Regions from separate parts of the Mus musculus genome. Here regions 2 and 3 are each linked to region 1. Evidence: chromatin loops called from intact Hi-C (ENCODE). Cell type or tissue: heart. All regions are shown on one strand.

The links. Peaks named below come from ENCODE experiments on the same cell type or tissue, not always from the same donor. Only the 100,000 strongest peaks of a DNase experiment are listed, where the experiment ranks them.
Region 2: a loop joins it to region 1, with 7 times the contacts of the local background. A loop is called at or near these places in 20 of 42 quality-filtered maps.
Region 3: a loop joins it to region 1, with 4 times the contacts of the local background. A loop is called at or near these places in 15 of 42 quality-filtered maps.

The regions. Positions count from the first base shown.
Region 1 is chr3:37,201,590-37,206,589 of GRCm38, reverse strand. No RefSeq gene overlaps it. Among named protein-coding and RNA genes, the nearest start is that of Gm36168, 20 kb to the left of the region's middle. In heart, CTCF peaks have their summits at 1,779 and 2,479 (motif pointing right); a DNase peak (open chromatin) is centred at 2,369; H3K4me3 peaks cover 901 bases; H3K27ac peaks cover 646 bases.
Region 2 is chr3:36,633,031-36,638,030 of GRCm38, reverse strand. It overlaps Trpc3 (transient receptor potential cation channel, subfamily C, member 3), which reads left to right. Exons shown (of 12, transcript NM_019510.2): 10 at 3,573-3,656. Among named protein-coding and RNA genes, the nearest start is that of Gm35856, 19 kb to the left of the region's middle. In heart, a CTCF peak has its summit at 2,419 (motif pointing left); no DNase peak of the experiment used is centred here.
Region 3 is chr3:37,412,526-37,417,525 of GRCm38, reverse strand. Nudt6 (nudix (nucleoside diphosphate linked moiety X)-type motif 6) reads left to right here. Exons shown (of 5, transcript NM_001291044.1): 2 at 622-825. Among named protein-coding and RNA genes, the nearest start is that of Nudt6, 4.6 kb to the left of the region's middle. In heart, a CTCF peak has its summit at 2,894 (motif pointing right); a DNase peak (open chromatin) is centred at 2,765.

The sequences.
Region 1 (5,000 bases):
CCAAGGGTTCCCAGTTGTGGAACTCACCCTGACAGAAGTGCTGAACACCACAGTGTAAGAGCCTGGGGTGGTAAGGCAGCCTGGGGTGGCAGAGAGGTTGAGTGTGGGGGTGGGGGTGGCAGGGAGGTAGAGTGTGGGGGTGGGGACCCCAAGAGTCATGTAAGCCTCTATGCAATAGACATCAGTCATTCACATGAACCTGTGGGGAAGAACAAAAATTGCTTTATTTTTTATTTCTGTGAGTCTATTCATTAGAAGGTATGCAGTTATGCAGGAACACCTTCTTGAGATAAAAAAGAGACATTACTATGTTGAGTGCACAGATTTTAAAATGATGTAAGCTTTTGGGATTGTTAAGCTGCAAGATTTTTTTGTTTGTTTTGATATGGCATTGGCTTCATTTCCCACAAGGAGCAGAAGGAGATGGACTTCCCAACCGCAAGATGATGTGCACTTTGAGTTTTGCTTTTGTTCATGAAATCCATCTCGGCCCTTTACTGTCTGTTATTCTGTCCTTTGGACAGTCTTTCTGATCTTCATATTTCTGCCATCTTCTCCATTTCTCTGCAGTCAGACCCACCCATGTGTTCTGGGAAAGACTTGGCTCAAGAACAGATGAGCTTCCAGCTGTATTCCTTAGGAAACACAATAGTGGCAGTGACGTTTGGGGCTGTCAAGTAGATTTCTATGTTTCATGTGAACAAGAAGAGCTACATATAAACTACAGGTGACCTTAGCACTAAATACAACATCTGCTTCAGGCTAGTGACTGGGCAGTTGTTACAGCCTCACTGCCACTGCACCAGGTGAGACAGACACCACCCAACTTCCCTCCTACTGAGGCTTTAGACCTATACATCAAAGTTTCCAAACCTTGTCCTCTAAGAACCAAGTCGGTCATGTGATCCAGAGTGTTCTGGGTACCACCCAAGCCTTGATTCAGGGGCCTACCTGCCTTCCCCTCCCTGGGCCTCATGGCAGTTGGAGGCCAGCCAGCAGGTGACAGTGGCAATCTATGAAGCATCTCTAGTGGCTCGGAGGCCCCTTGCAATAAGAGAGAACTTGCCCAAATGTGATTTCGCTGTTGTAAATTCTGCCCCAATTATAGCCTGACTTCCTCCCTCTCAGGAAGCATTTCATAAGCATCGAGGCATTCTGTCTGATAAAGTCGTTCTTTGCCCACATGAAAGGACTCTGCTCTCTGTGGAGAAATCTCAAGCCTGCTGAAGAGCAGTTGTCTGGGGCGACGACCACAGCTTGTGTGTTTGGTTGGGCTACGGGTCCAAGAGCTGCCTTTCTTCCTAACTCTGTCACTTCATAAATCACAACAGGACTCTTGGGTTTCCAGAGCAAAATGTGGGGTAGAGAGCCCTGGGGTTCTGCTGGGGACCCCAGAAACCACAGGCTGCTTACAGAGCAAAGCCCCAGTGTATCTGAGCACCCAGCGCTCCTTGGACCTCATCTCAGAACAGGAAAGTGTTGACTGAAAATGTGTCTGGGGAAGGGTCGATCCTGCTCACTGACACAATCTGGTCCGTACCAGGTATCTATCACCGCCTTCAAACAAGGATATATTTGTAGTATCTGATTTATTTTCAGGGTTGTAGTTTTAGTAAAATTTTATTAAGAAGTAATACGGCATCCAAAAGCTAGTTTGCACTCAATAGTTACCTTCCTAGTTCTGATGTCTTTCTAGATTTTGAAGAATATTAATGCATTTGCACAAAACATTATTTTTCACTCCTGAAACTGGATCACTGACACGTTGCAGTATTTGTGCCCTCCAGGAGAGGTCTCCCCTGACAGTGACAGGCACTTGCTCCCAGGGAGAACCCAGTACACATGAGATGCTTTCCAACTTTGTATTTATGAGTCCAGTTACTTCGATAAACTGTGCTTGGAATACTATGCCCAAATCAGACGTTCTCCTCTTGCTCTCAGTGACGCGAATAACACAATCCCCTGTGTTTGTAGATTTCTCTTAGCAGAGGAGGAAACTTGAAAGAAGTGTCCCAAAGTCCCCTCCCAGCTTCTACTCCTTCAGAAATATTTCTGGTCTTCTTTTGTTCTTTCAAATGTCCCTTTGGACGAGATGTTCACTGAAGCGTTATGTGCCTCACTGGAGACTGATGTACATCGCTAACAACGACAGAACCTCCTTTGGGAGCGTCCAGGACGACTGGGCAAGGTAAACCGTTCCAGGAAGGCGCTCCTTTCCTGCGGGCTCCTGAGGTCTGTGCCATGTATCTTTGGTTACGCTGCTCAGATCTGATGAGGAGAGAAAGGGTCAGGGTGGGGCAGCAGCAGCTGCCGCCTCTCACAGGGCCACAAAGCAAAGAACAGGAAGCTCTGGCAGGGCAGGGTTCCCCACAAGCTCCTTGAAGGCTGGCAGCTCCTCTTTGGAGCCCGACTTCCCTTCATCGCTGTCTCCTTTACTTCCTCTTTCTACCAAAACACTAACGACATTTTACCACAAGGGGGCAGTGCAGGGGAAGAAACCAATCATCTGACTTGGTGCGTCCTTAGGGAAATTATTCTGTCAGGAGCTTGATCTTTTCTGTCCTCCTTCCTCCCTCCTTACAGATAATTCTATATTCAAGCCAGAGTTTCCATGAAGAAGTCGTCAGTCCCACAGCTTACCTAACAGGGTCCTGCGACATGCGTTCTGAAATAGGCTTGCATTTGATTAAGATTGATTGATTTGATTTGCCTCTTTTGGATACAAGACATAAAGCAATTATGATTATGAGGTATTTTTTAGAATTATCTGTTTCAGGCACTATTGTAAGGATATGCAGAGTAAGGAGGCCTCTGAATGTAAAATCCATTCTCTGTATACATATATATCATTTGACCAAGTCCCCCAGTTAGTGGGAGTTAGACCCCCTAAGTTGGCACAGCTGGGTGTTTCCTGAGGACTTTAGCTATAGGATATGGAGGTGACATTATGATCTCTAAGTGGCTGGCTTATGACAGGGGCTAGACTTTCGCACTGGTTGTAAATGTCTTATTGTTCCAATTGTGCTGGCAAAGAGAATACGTTATGACCACAGCTCAGCCATAAAAGCAAACTGTCACTATTACTTAGACCTTAAGGAGCACTACGGGGGCTCCCTGGGAATTTATAGAAAATGGATAAAATCAGGTTTGCAAGGCTATTTTTAGATAAGAAGGCGCCAGGAGCAACTAAGGATCTGGCCTTTGTTCTACCGAAAGAAGCCTGGATAGACTGACCAAGGACCTCACCAGGGAGGAATCCCCAGAAAAGCAACAGGAAATATTTGAAAGACACAGCAGGGTTGCTTGGATGCCCTAGTAGAGCAGGGTTTCCCTAGTATCTAATCCGCCATCAAAGATTCACTAAAACTGAAAGGAAAGGAAGTGCTTAGAATAGCAGAGGAGTCAGGGAAGGCCAGGTCTGCACAGTTTGCAGAAGGGAGGGAGCGTGCTTCAGCAGGCACTGAGGTTAGTCCTACGCTTATGTGCAGGACCATCCATAAGAGTACATCTCAGCCTGAGGAAAGGACAACACTGAGTACAGAGCTCAATCATCGCCCCCCCCTAGCATTCTGTGAGGAAGTGGATTTTGAGTGTAGCTGGTGTGATTGACAGCCACCGGGCCGTGTCTGGGTCTGGATCCTTTACTATATCACCGGCTCTGGGGATAGGGTGTGCACCCAGAACAAAGTAAAGAAAAGCAGGATTTAGCTCTGCCTCTGAGTGTTGAGTATAATTTGTATTTTTCCTCCCTGCTCATATGGCTCTTGCTCTGGGGCTGTGTCCTGGGTCCCTTCAGCCCAGCTCTACTGTGAGTTCCCAAGGGAGCCTGATATCAGTAGAATGAAGCCATTAGGCAGATAGATTGAGTTTTGCCACCAAAAACTTGGGAATAAGGAGATCCATATATAGTTTAATGGCAGGTTAGTTAGCATTGTATCTAAACTCCATCCCCACAGTTACCTGGCAACAGCCAGTTAGGCCTGACCTACTATAGAAGGGGCTGCTTGCCCCCCTCCTCCCTCTCTTACTCTTGCTTACTGCTTGCTTCTCTCTTGCCATCTTGGGCTCTTCCCTTCCCCCTCTCTCCACATGCCCATGGCCATGGCCAGCTTCTACTTCTTTACTCTCTCCCTCTCTCTGCCTTTCTCTGCCTCTACTACCCTCTTAACTCCCCTTCCCATGCCCTGAATAAACTCTATTCTATACTATACTATTGTGTGGCTGGTCCCTCATGGGGAAGGGATGCCTCAGTATGGGCCCACTGAGACATCCCACCTCAGTCACCACAAGAGATCCACGCTTGCTAGCCCAGAACTGGTAAGCCCCCATCCCTTCCCATCTGCATGGTCCCAGGGGAGAGTTCCTGAGCTCGGAGCTACCCCTGTGTTGTCCTTGAGGATGGAAGACATTCAGTTTTTCCCTGACCCTCGTTTTAGGACTTTTTCCCTTGGGTGAGATTTCCCTCTCCTTGTAGACAGTTTCTCGAAGCTGAGAAATTCCTGGGTTTGGATGAACTGGCTCAAGAGCACAGGCTCTGAGCGTTAGCCCCCAGCCATCACAAGTCGACCTGGTGGTCTGGCCTGTGCTAGAATCTCTCTTAGGTTGTTAATGTCCTCAGGACACTGGTAGGGGCAGCTAATAACCCTATTCTCTCGCCCAGGGGTCAGTATTTCTCTGCCTGGTCCCTACTTAATGGGATGTCTTGGTCTAAAACAATATCTCTACATCAACACTAAACTGGCACTTTCTTGCTAATGATCCATGTGGCAAACTTTCCCCTCCCCCTCTCTCATTTGCAGCCTGCTGCAACTACTAGTCCAGCCAGTTTGCCTGAAAGGCAGGTCTGGCTCTGTCTCCTGCCAGGGACTCTGCTGCCCTCCCCCACTCTTACTCTCAGCTCTGAGTCTGTCTCACTGTCTTCCTCAGCCCGCTCACACTCCACCAATCCCTGATCATGTGTCTATCTCCCCACCTTCCTGCACACTCAAGGGGTTCCCTCC
Region 2 (5,000 bases), 570 kb after region 1:
GTATTTGGAGAGGCAGCAGAAGGACCTTTTCTTTAGTATCATGCCGTGGATGAGAGCCTGAGCATCTTCCCACCCAGCAACAAAGCCCTTTATAAAGAAGAACACTGCAATCAATGCCCTTGAGTTGACCTAGGAATGTAAATTTCATGGTGGCACTTCATCAGTATGAACTTAGTTTCTGTATATAGAGTTAGGGTCGGAGACACAACATTATGGCCATATTTAAAATAACAGGGAAGGAAGCAGACAGGAGCCAATGTGTGAGACTCAGGTACCATCTCTGCTAAAATTGTAATGATGGAGCCTGGCACGGTGCCACAGGCCTGTAATCCCCATTCTTGGTACACTGAGGCGGGAAGACACCGAGACTGAAGCAGGTTGAATGATGTAGAGATTTTGAGACTAACTAGGACTACAGAGATTTGGTCTTTTAAAAATGCATGAAAGTCAGGCAGTGGTGGTGCACGCCTTTAATCCCAGCACTCGGGAGGCAGAGGCAGGAGGATTTCTGAGTTCAAAGGCAGCCTGTTCTATAAAGTGAGTTCCAGGACAGCCAGGGCTATACAGAGAAACCCTGTCTCGAAAAAAAAAGAAAAGAAAAGATAAAAGAAAAACGTATGAAAAATGGTCTCCAGCTGCAGTAGTCTAGAAGCCCAGGAAACAATAAAACATTGGCCTTGTTCAAAAGTAGAGGACTTTCCTCGATTGATGCTGAGGCAAAGACAGGATTGATGCAATTTAATTCCTCATTTTTTTGACATAGATCTGTGTTTCCAAGATTTTTTTAATAGCCCTCGAATCTTACCCTTACAGATAGTGACCCTGTGCTGGGAGTGTGGTTCAGTGGGTAGTGCCTCCTGACATACACAAGGCCCTTCAGTTTGAACCACGGCTCTTTGTGTGGTGTCACTGTGCTCTCTCATGGCTATTAGATGCCACAGCAGTGACCGGCTGTCTGTCTGTACCGCATTCAAATAAATACCTCACACACACAATGAGAAGCCGTGGGGTGGAGAGAAGTAGAGCCCCTAGGCTAGACCTGTGTCTGAACTGGCTTTTAAAACTTATGAGCAAGTTACACAGGTAAATCTCCTCACCTAAAAAATTGGAAAGCCATGGGCTTCTGTGAGTGTTAAATGGGATGTATTCCACTCCAGCTCAGCAAACGTCAGGGCCCTTCCTCATCACGGTCCACACTGCTTGCTGTGTGTTTAGACCTGGCTAGCAGCCAGGGTGCAGCCAGTGCAGGGTATATGTAGATCAAGTCTTTCTGGCAGTCCATGCTTAGCCCTCTTTATGCACTAGGGAGTAACTGGCTCCTGATGTTCTGGGCGGCTCTGCCTGTTGTGAAGATTGACAGTGTTAATAAATGTTTTGTCTTTCTAGGGAAGCTTAGCTCCTTAAGTCTTTGACCTCTGAAGTGTGGTCACCTTCAGCCTTCTGTGCTTCAGAGAACAAACCTTGAAATTTTCTTTCTGTAACTGTCTTAGTTCAGGTTCCCATTGCTGTGAAGAGACACTGTGACCAAGGCAACTCTTAAATGTTAAACTCTTAAATGTTAAAGTTAACATTTAATTGGGGCTGGCTTACAGTTTCAGAGGTTCAGTCCATTATCATTATGGCAGGAAGCATGGTGTGTGCAGGCAGACATGGAGAAGGAGCTGAGAGTTCTACATCTCCATCCGAAGACAGCTAGGAGGAGTCTCAAAACCCACACCCATGGTGACACACTTCCTCCAACAAGGCCACACCAATTCCAACAAGGACATACCTCTTAATTGTGTCACTTCCTGTGGGCCAAGAATATTTGAACCACCACAGTAGGCAACAGAGTTTATGGACTTTAGACCCCAAATAGTCATAGTATAGATGGGGGCTACCAAAAGCCAGCTGGGCAGGGCACTTCCAGATGTTTAGACCTCTATGAAGGCACAGAGAGAGCGCTCCACAGGACATCCACTGCCACCCTGTGACATCAGTAAGAGGAGGAAAAAATATTTTTCTCAGCTAAGAGGGCCTGCCTTGGCTTCCCCACCCCCACCCCCCCTTTTCAGATCCTCCTGAATTGCCCAGGCTGACCTTAAACTTTGATCCTCTTACTTAACTCTGCCTAGCATCTGGGCATCCAGGCAGACAGGCATCCAGGCATCCAGGCATCCAGGCAGCCAGGCATCCAGGCAGCCAGGCAGCCAGGCAGCCAGGCAGCCAGGCAGCCAGGCAGCCAGGCAGCCAGGCAGCCAGGCAGCCAGGCAGGCATGTGACACTACACCCAGCCAAAGTGTCTCAGTCTTACATCAGGCATCGACTTTCTTCATTAAATGAATTAAATAAAAAAGCTAGAGAAATGTCAATATTGTTGTTTTGACACTTTTCTGCTGAGGTTGCTGAGTTCAGTCAGCAGGCTGATACCGACCCCCAGTGGCAGAGGGAAACATCACATCATCAAGTGCAGGTCCTAGCGAAACAGTCAACTAGGAGGCCTGTCCAGTCCTGTCACCTCTGCCCTGGCCTGCCACACCTTCCTGAATAATCACAGGGGGGCTATGGAGGTCGAAAGACTACAGTTTGGAATGGGAGGACTTTTGAATCATATACAAGCCAGCTAGCCCTGGAATGATGGAAAGTTCCTGCTTATATCTGTGTCAGTCATGGGCAGGGCTAAGCTCTCAGCTAGCTTTCTGTTCCTGCCTACTCAAAACTCAAGCTGAAGGTGGGAGTGAGGATAGGTAGATAGTTAATAGATAGATGATAGTTAATAGATAGATGATAGATTATAGATAGATAGATAGATAGATAGATAGATAGATAGAGATAATGACTGATAGATATATAAATACATATAGAGGACTGACATATAGACAGAGATGATAGATGATAAATAGATATGACTGATAGATACATGATAGAGAGAGAGATACACATGTGATTGATATATAAAGATGATAGGTAGATGATAAGTAGGTAGGTAGATAGATAGATAGATATCACTGATGGAAAGATATATGATTGATAGATGATAGATACATAGACAGGCAGATGGACAGACAGCTAGATAGAAACAGACAGTAAAGCTCCATTCTTCAACCCAGTTCTCTCCAAAGATCTGATTAGCATAAGGCAAAATGATAGAGAAGCTATATTATTTTAGGTGATATCATAGGGCTATGAAATATGTGTAAGGCTACCTGCACCTGTGGGATTCTGTTCAACTTAGGGAGGAGCTAGGACTCAGTAGCCAATCAAACCACTTCGGAGGCACTTGGAGTTCTGAGTGGTAAATGTTGCCTGTTCCCACGAAAACATATATTAGATAAGGGCCAACTTCTAAAATACATTCTTAGTCAACAGCTCTGTTACACTGCATCATTCCAGTGTTTGATGAAAGTGAGCATCTCTCCCACACAACTGTTTGCTTTCAAAAATATTTAACCCCCTCATACAAGCCAACTTGAACAAAATGTTCCTCAGAAGTGTGGATTCCAGAAACGCCATCCAAGAGAATCAAGTAATCTATATCTCTTATTCCAAATGAATGTATTCTCATTTACTAGGTTAATTGTATTTTCTCCTAGTTAAACCTCTTCACACAGTCTAACTCGAGAGTTTTTGAATCACACAGTTTTAACAGCATTCTCAATCAGCCAACACGATATCAGGTAAGTACTTGTTAGCCATTTCTCTATTGTGTGTGACTCCTTGTGTGACTCTCTGTATGTGTGGAGTGGTGCAGTCTTCATATACACTATGAAGTTGTACAGGGCAGAGAGAGTGGGGTGTTAGGAACTTCAAAATCAAAAGAGGTCAGCCTCTTTGTCCTTTCTCCTTTTTGTTGTTGGGTTTTTTAAATTTTGTTTTGGTTTTTTGCTAAAGAAGAGATGTTGTTGTTGTTGTAGCTTTATTTCTTATTTTCTTAAGATTGAGTTTGACCCCAGGGCCTTGCCTATGCTATAGTCCTAGGCTATTCTATTTTATTATTTTGAGATAGAGTTTCACTAAGTTTCCTGGCTTGAGTTCCAACTCACTGTTACCCATGGACGGCAGGACATGGATTGGACTCTCATTCCTCCTGCCTCAGCCTCTCTGTGACCTGAGACTACAGGCCTGCAGCACCAGGCTCAGGCTCAGCAAGAAGGACTGCTTTTGCAATGTTGAAAACAAAGTGTTTCCATAGTTTTTTTTTATGTGAGAGGCTGTTGCCTATGTGTATGTCTGTCCATCCTGTGAATGCTTGGTGCCCACAGAGGTCAGAACAGAGCATTGGATCCCCCCTGGAACTGGAGTTACAGATGGTTGGAAACCACCATGAGGGTACTTAGTTTGTTTCATCCCTTATCTTCCATTGATAGAAATAAAGCAGGGATTTTTATTTCAACCTAACAGAAATAGTCAAGTGCTTCTACTGTGCATTTATCATGAAGGAACTTGGTCATGTATGATTAATGACCTAATTAGAAAAAAAAATCTCCATTTGCCTTTCTTTTTTTAATTAATCATTTTATTCATTCACATTTCAAATATCATCCCCTTTCCTGGTTTCCCCTCCACAAACCCTCCTATCCCATCCTCTTCCCCCTGCTTCTATGAGGGTGCTCCCCCACCTACCCACCGACTCCCACCTCACTGCTCTAGCATTCCCCTACACTGGGGCATCAAGCCTCCTCAGGATCAAGGGCCTCCCCTCCCACTGATGTCAGACAAGGCCATCCTCTGCTACATATGTATCTCAAGCCATGGGTCCTTCCATGTGCACTCTTTGGTTGGTGGTTTAGTCCCTGGGAGACCTGTATGGTCTGGTTGGTTGATATTCTTTTTCCTTGTATGCTTGTCTTGATGATTTTTCTGTTACCAGTTAAGAGGAATTTTAATAGTTAAAGCTGCCAGCCTTTGCTTGGGATCTGAGTTAAGAAGGCTTTTATACCAGTGTGCTAAATGCCTTGAACTTAGAGCTGTTATTTCCCATCCTGGACTCTTTCGTTTTTGCAGTCAACTTTACAAGGCTT
Region 3 (5,000 bases), 210 kb before region 1:
GTAGAGTAGAAGTTGGCTGATTAGCTTGTAGGATGCATAAGGGATGCTACTGCTATTGAGGAATCCACTTTCATTGAAGGAATTTTAATGATAGACTACTTAATATATAATGTATTATAAAAGGTACAATATAAGATATAGACATGTTAATGCAAATATCACAAAAAATATTCCTCTCTTCAGGCTAGTAATACGTCAGGATAGTTCTGACTTTTTTTTTTTAATTTCTATTCTTATAAACCAAGAATAACATCAGAACTTTTCCATAGGAGTAAATACACCTTTCATCATCATTTGTGAAGATTAAAGTCAATGGCATTAAGAGAAATAGAGTGGGCTGGGGATTTGGCTCCATGGTAGAGTACCCTATAGCATATGCAGCTCTGGAAAGAAGAAGGAAGCGCCAGAACTGCATGTGATTCCGCTTCTTTTGTCCGTTCTACAGTGCCTGAACACCTGCTATGTGCTGGGCCTGCATTTGGGTGGTTTGCTTATAAACACCAGTGCTGTGGTGGGTGGAGAATCACATAAACAACTGGGCTATAGCAATGCAGAGAGGTCGGGACCATGCATTTCACAGAAAACCTTTACAGGGTGTATCTTCCTCCCTCTGCGTTCTAGCTGCCATTCAGCAGTGGCGCTCAGAAGGACGGATAGCTGCCTGGCTACACATCCCCATCCTGCAGAGCCACTTCATTGCCCCTGCTGCTTCCCTGGGCTTTTGCTTCCACCACGCAAAACCCCATTCCTCAACACTGACTCTGTGGCTGGGAGAAGGACCCAGCAGACTCCCGGGATATGCTACACACCAAGTTGGAGTTGCAGGTCAGTTTTGGACTCAGGAACTGCCTTTTCACAAGTTTACCATGTCTCCTTGAAGCTGGGCTGCTAGTCTGTCAGTGAATGCTGGTCAGTGAGTGCTGTGTGACTGTGCAACGGTGGTGTCGTGCTTTTCAAAAAAGAAAGGGTGTCTGCCCCGTGAATTACAGGCTAGCATAGAAAACAAGTGGAAAAGCAGCCTTCCCAAAGGCTACATTTAACATGCTTCACACAGATATTTGAGCTTCTATTCTCAGTAGTGACACTGAATTGGGAGAAGGAAATAAATTATACTCCTTAAAGCATATGTCAGTACAAGGAAACATGAAATTCTCCAGAAAGTAACTTTTTTAGTGGGGAGAGGTTATGGTGATTTGAGTATATTGCAGTCAGACACGTGTGCGCTAGCAAACCTAGAGCATGTTCAAGAAGGCAAGACTAGATTTGAAAAGGTAAAACTGTGAGTATTCATTCAGGTACTTCAAAGAGTAATCTGCGGACACAGCCATTAAGGAGCATGGTGGCATTGGTCAAAGGGTGGGCGTGTCCTCATGGGGTACTCCATGCTCTGGCTGTGGCCAGCTGTGGTCCCAGCCATCGTTTGTGATAGTTGCTGTCAGGCGTTCATGTTAAGGACTTGCCCTTCATAACCTCCCAGCTTTATTTCCTTTTTGACACAAGGAACCCCATTTTGATTCTGATGAAGTTCATGACTGTTTCTGCCTAAATATGCGCTAAATTATAACATTGTATAGGAAAACTTTTAGGTTGAACTTGAAGCAAGGCAAACTAACCATATGCTTATTTGATTATTACTTCCTAAGACTTTACATGGTTAATGGGTCAAGTGGTAGCAGCTTAAGATAGAACAATGGAGCTAGGTTAGAGCCTTGAACAGTCAGCTTCAGAAACAGGAAAACCTCATTGCAGAGGGCATCGAAATCGCCTAGAGTGTTTTCTAAAATGAATGGCTACTTCTGTACCCACAATTCTGATTACAAATTTCTCTGCCAGCTGTTGCTACTGCTGTTCCCAGGAAGTCCTTGAGTTCCTAAGGTGGGTAAAAAACTAAAATAGTAAAGAATCCTTAAATAAATAAAAGAAGATTGCAGATTAATTATTACCTTAGTAATTTGCATTTTTGTTTCCGTATAATGTATACATGGCTTTACATGTATAGTCTGCATACCTACAGTGTCTAAAGAAGCTGGTTGGGGGTGTCCACTAATATCTATCTGTAGCCTTCCTGCCCTGCAGCAAATAGACATTCAGAAACTTTCTATGGGCTCTACCTCAAAAGATTCTACCCAATAATTTGGTGATGGCCTGTTGTATCATTAGAAAGTCATGCAAAACTATTTTGTGTCTGTGTGTGTAAGGTGGATACCAGAGGACGGCACTGAGTGTCATTCCTCAGGTACCATCCACCTTGCTAGATAGCAAGCCCCAGGGATCTTCCACCTCCTAACACTGCATCTATCTACAGATGCACCTATGCACCTCACTGTACCTGAGTTTTTATATGGATGCTAGGGATCTGAACCCAGTTCCCCACGCTTGTCTGGGAAGCATTTTACTGACTTCAGAAAACTTCCCAAACCTACTGTATAACATAGGGACCTCCCCCATGTCAATTCCACCAGTCTATGTTTCTTTATCCAGATTTTTTAATAGTACCCAATGCAAGCTAGTTATACATGTACTTAGTCTCCCCAGCAGTATGCACAGTTCATGAAGCCAGCCATTCTGTGTGTTGTTCACCATGTTTACTTGGGATAAAGACAGAGCAAGTACGAAGTAGGGCCCGAGCGTGCCATGGATAGATGGACTAACGGGTGTAAGGAGGGTGGACTGATGGATGGATGGGTGATGATATCATCGAGCAGGAGGGAGTTGCTATGTCTTGATGGAGCAGTGCTGTTTATGGGAGTGCCCATTTGGAATAAAGCCCAGCTCTCCCGCTGATGGCTGTGTGGACTCCGTCACCTGAGCTATTGCACAGGAGACACACAGTGCCTAATATGCTTTCGGAACTGTTTAATTCCAGTCTTGTCTTAGTTTAGCTTTATACTGTGGCCAGCAGGGGTCGCTCGGATTGTGCTTACTATCTTTTCTCTCTGAGTTGGTGCTGTCAGTGAATACTGTAAAGAGCCGTGGGATAATCACAAGTCCTCAGTTCTAGACTTAGGTTCCTTGGCATCCTGTCCCTTGGATGTCCAGTTAGATTTGCATCTTACGATCCTTTCCTCACGAGAGTTAAGATCCTTACTGCTCTCCTTTCTAGCCTCGAAGAGTACCAAGTGCAGTGTTTCATTTTAGCTACTTTTTAATGTTTGAATTTTAAAAATGTATTTTATGTATGAGTGTGAGAGTGTGTGTGTGTGTGTGTGTGTGTGTGTGTGTGTGTGTGTGTGTGTGAGGGAAGGGGTGCAAGTACCCATAGAGACTAGGAAAGAGCCTCAGATCCTGGAGCTGGAGTTCCAAGGAGTTATAAGCCATCTGAAGTGAGTGTGGGAACTGAGCTTGGGTCCCCTGCCAGGAGAGTATAGGTTCTTAACCTCTGAGCATCTGTCCAGCCCCTCAGTTACAAACAAGCTCTCTTTTCACATGGTTCACCTATGTATGCTTGTTTGTGGTTGCTTTTTCCACTTTCTGCTCTGAATAACTTAGCTTTCATTTGTCTCCTCTCCATTGGACACAGTGAAAAGTTGTGTTGTGTTTTCCACTGTATTTCCAGCACCTGGTAAAATACCGTATACATAATAGGAGCTCAGCTAATATGGAAAGGACTTCTGTATGTTACATAGAAAGACTCAGAAAGGAATATTAAAAGAGCAGATAAATATATAAAAAATGCCTATATCCCATAAGGATATGTTGAAGTTAGCCCATTTCAAGGGTTCTAGTACAAATCACTAAAGTGTTATTTATGGTTTTGACCCAGGATTTGCCCAAACAAAACTACTAAAAATAGGGGGCTGGAAAGATGACTCCGCAGTTACAAGCACCCGATGCTCCTCCAGAGGACCAGAGTTTGATTCTTGGCATCCACATGACTCAGAACCATCTGTACTCCAGTCCCAGCTGACCTGCTACCCCCTCTGGCCAGAGGCAGGGCATGCACACAGTACAGACATTCTGTAGGCAAGCCACCCATAGTAAGATAAAGGGGGAAAATCTAAACAGTAAAAAGAGGAAAGAGGAAGGACAGTGGTTTTGGTCCTAGCATCTGGCAGAGTCCAAAGTGCACGGAGCAGTGTATATGATGGATGAGTAAATGGAAGTGCTGGGCTGGAGCTTTAGGCATGAAAATAAAGCCTTCCAAATGTGTGTGTGTGCTCTAGGACAGATGCACACACAGTAAGGAAATGTAACTGGCTTCAGGCAGGTCGTTATGGATATTGAGATAGTTGGGATCTGAACAGCCAGGAGGCAGAGATCTGAAATCTGTGCTGTGCTTCAAAAAGTAAGAATTAGAGCAGAAAGGCCAGTGTGTCCTCAGTGCTTTAAGCACTGCAGTGTGAATGCTTGAATCATATTAGAATCCTAATCCCTGGGGTGATGGCAATAATAGATGAGGCCTGCACAAGTGGCTTGGTCCTATGGGCGAAGCTTTAATAAGACATTGGAGCCCTTAACAACAGTGGCCTAAGAGGCCCAGCCTTAGGCCCCTGTGGGAATGCTCTCTGTGAGAAGTAGCTCTTCCAAGACACCTGTATGTTGGCACTTTGACCCTGGACTTCTTAGCTTCTCAACCTGTGAGAAAGAGAGAGTTCTAAGTTCTCAGTAGACAGTTATTTAGAGAGCCAGATGGGCTGCAGCTTGCACTCTCACTTGTGTAACCACCAAAGAAAATGTTACTAAAGGATAAAAAAAGATCTTCATTTGGGTCATGAAGACATAGACAGTCATGCCAGTGATTATTGTACAAATTTAACACACACATTCCAAACTTTTGGAAGAAAGGAAGGGAGGGAGGGAGGTGGGTGAATAGGAGTAAAAGAGAGGGGGAAGAAGGGAGGGAGGGATGGGAGAGAGAGAGAGAGAGAGAGAGAGAGAAAGAGAGAGAGAGAGAGAGAGAGAGAGAGAGAGAGAATGAGAATGAGAATGAGTGAATACTAGTCAATTGAGTAATGACCTCCTTGCTGGAGAGGTGTTTTATAGTCTTCATGACTGAGGTA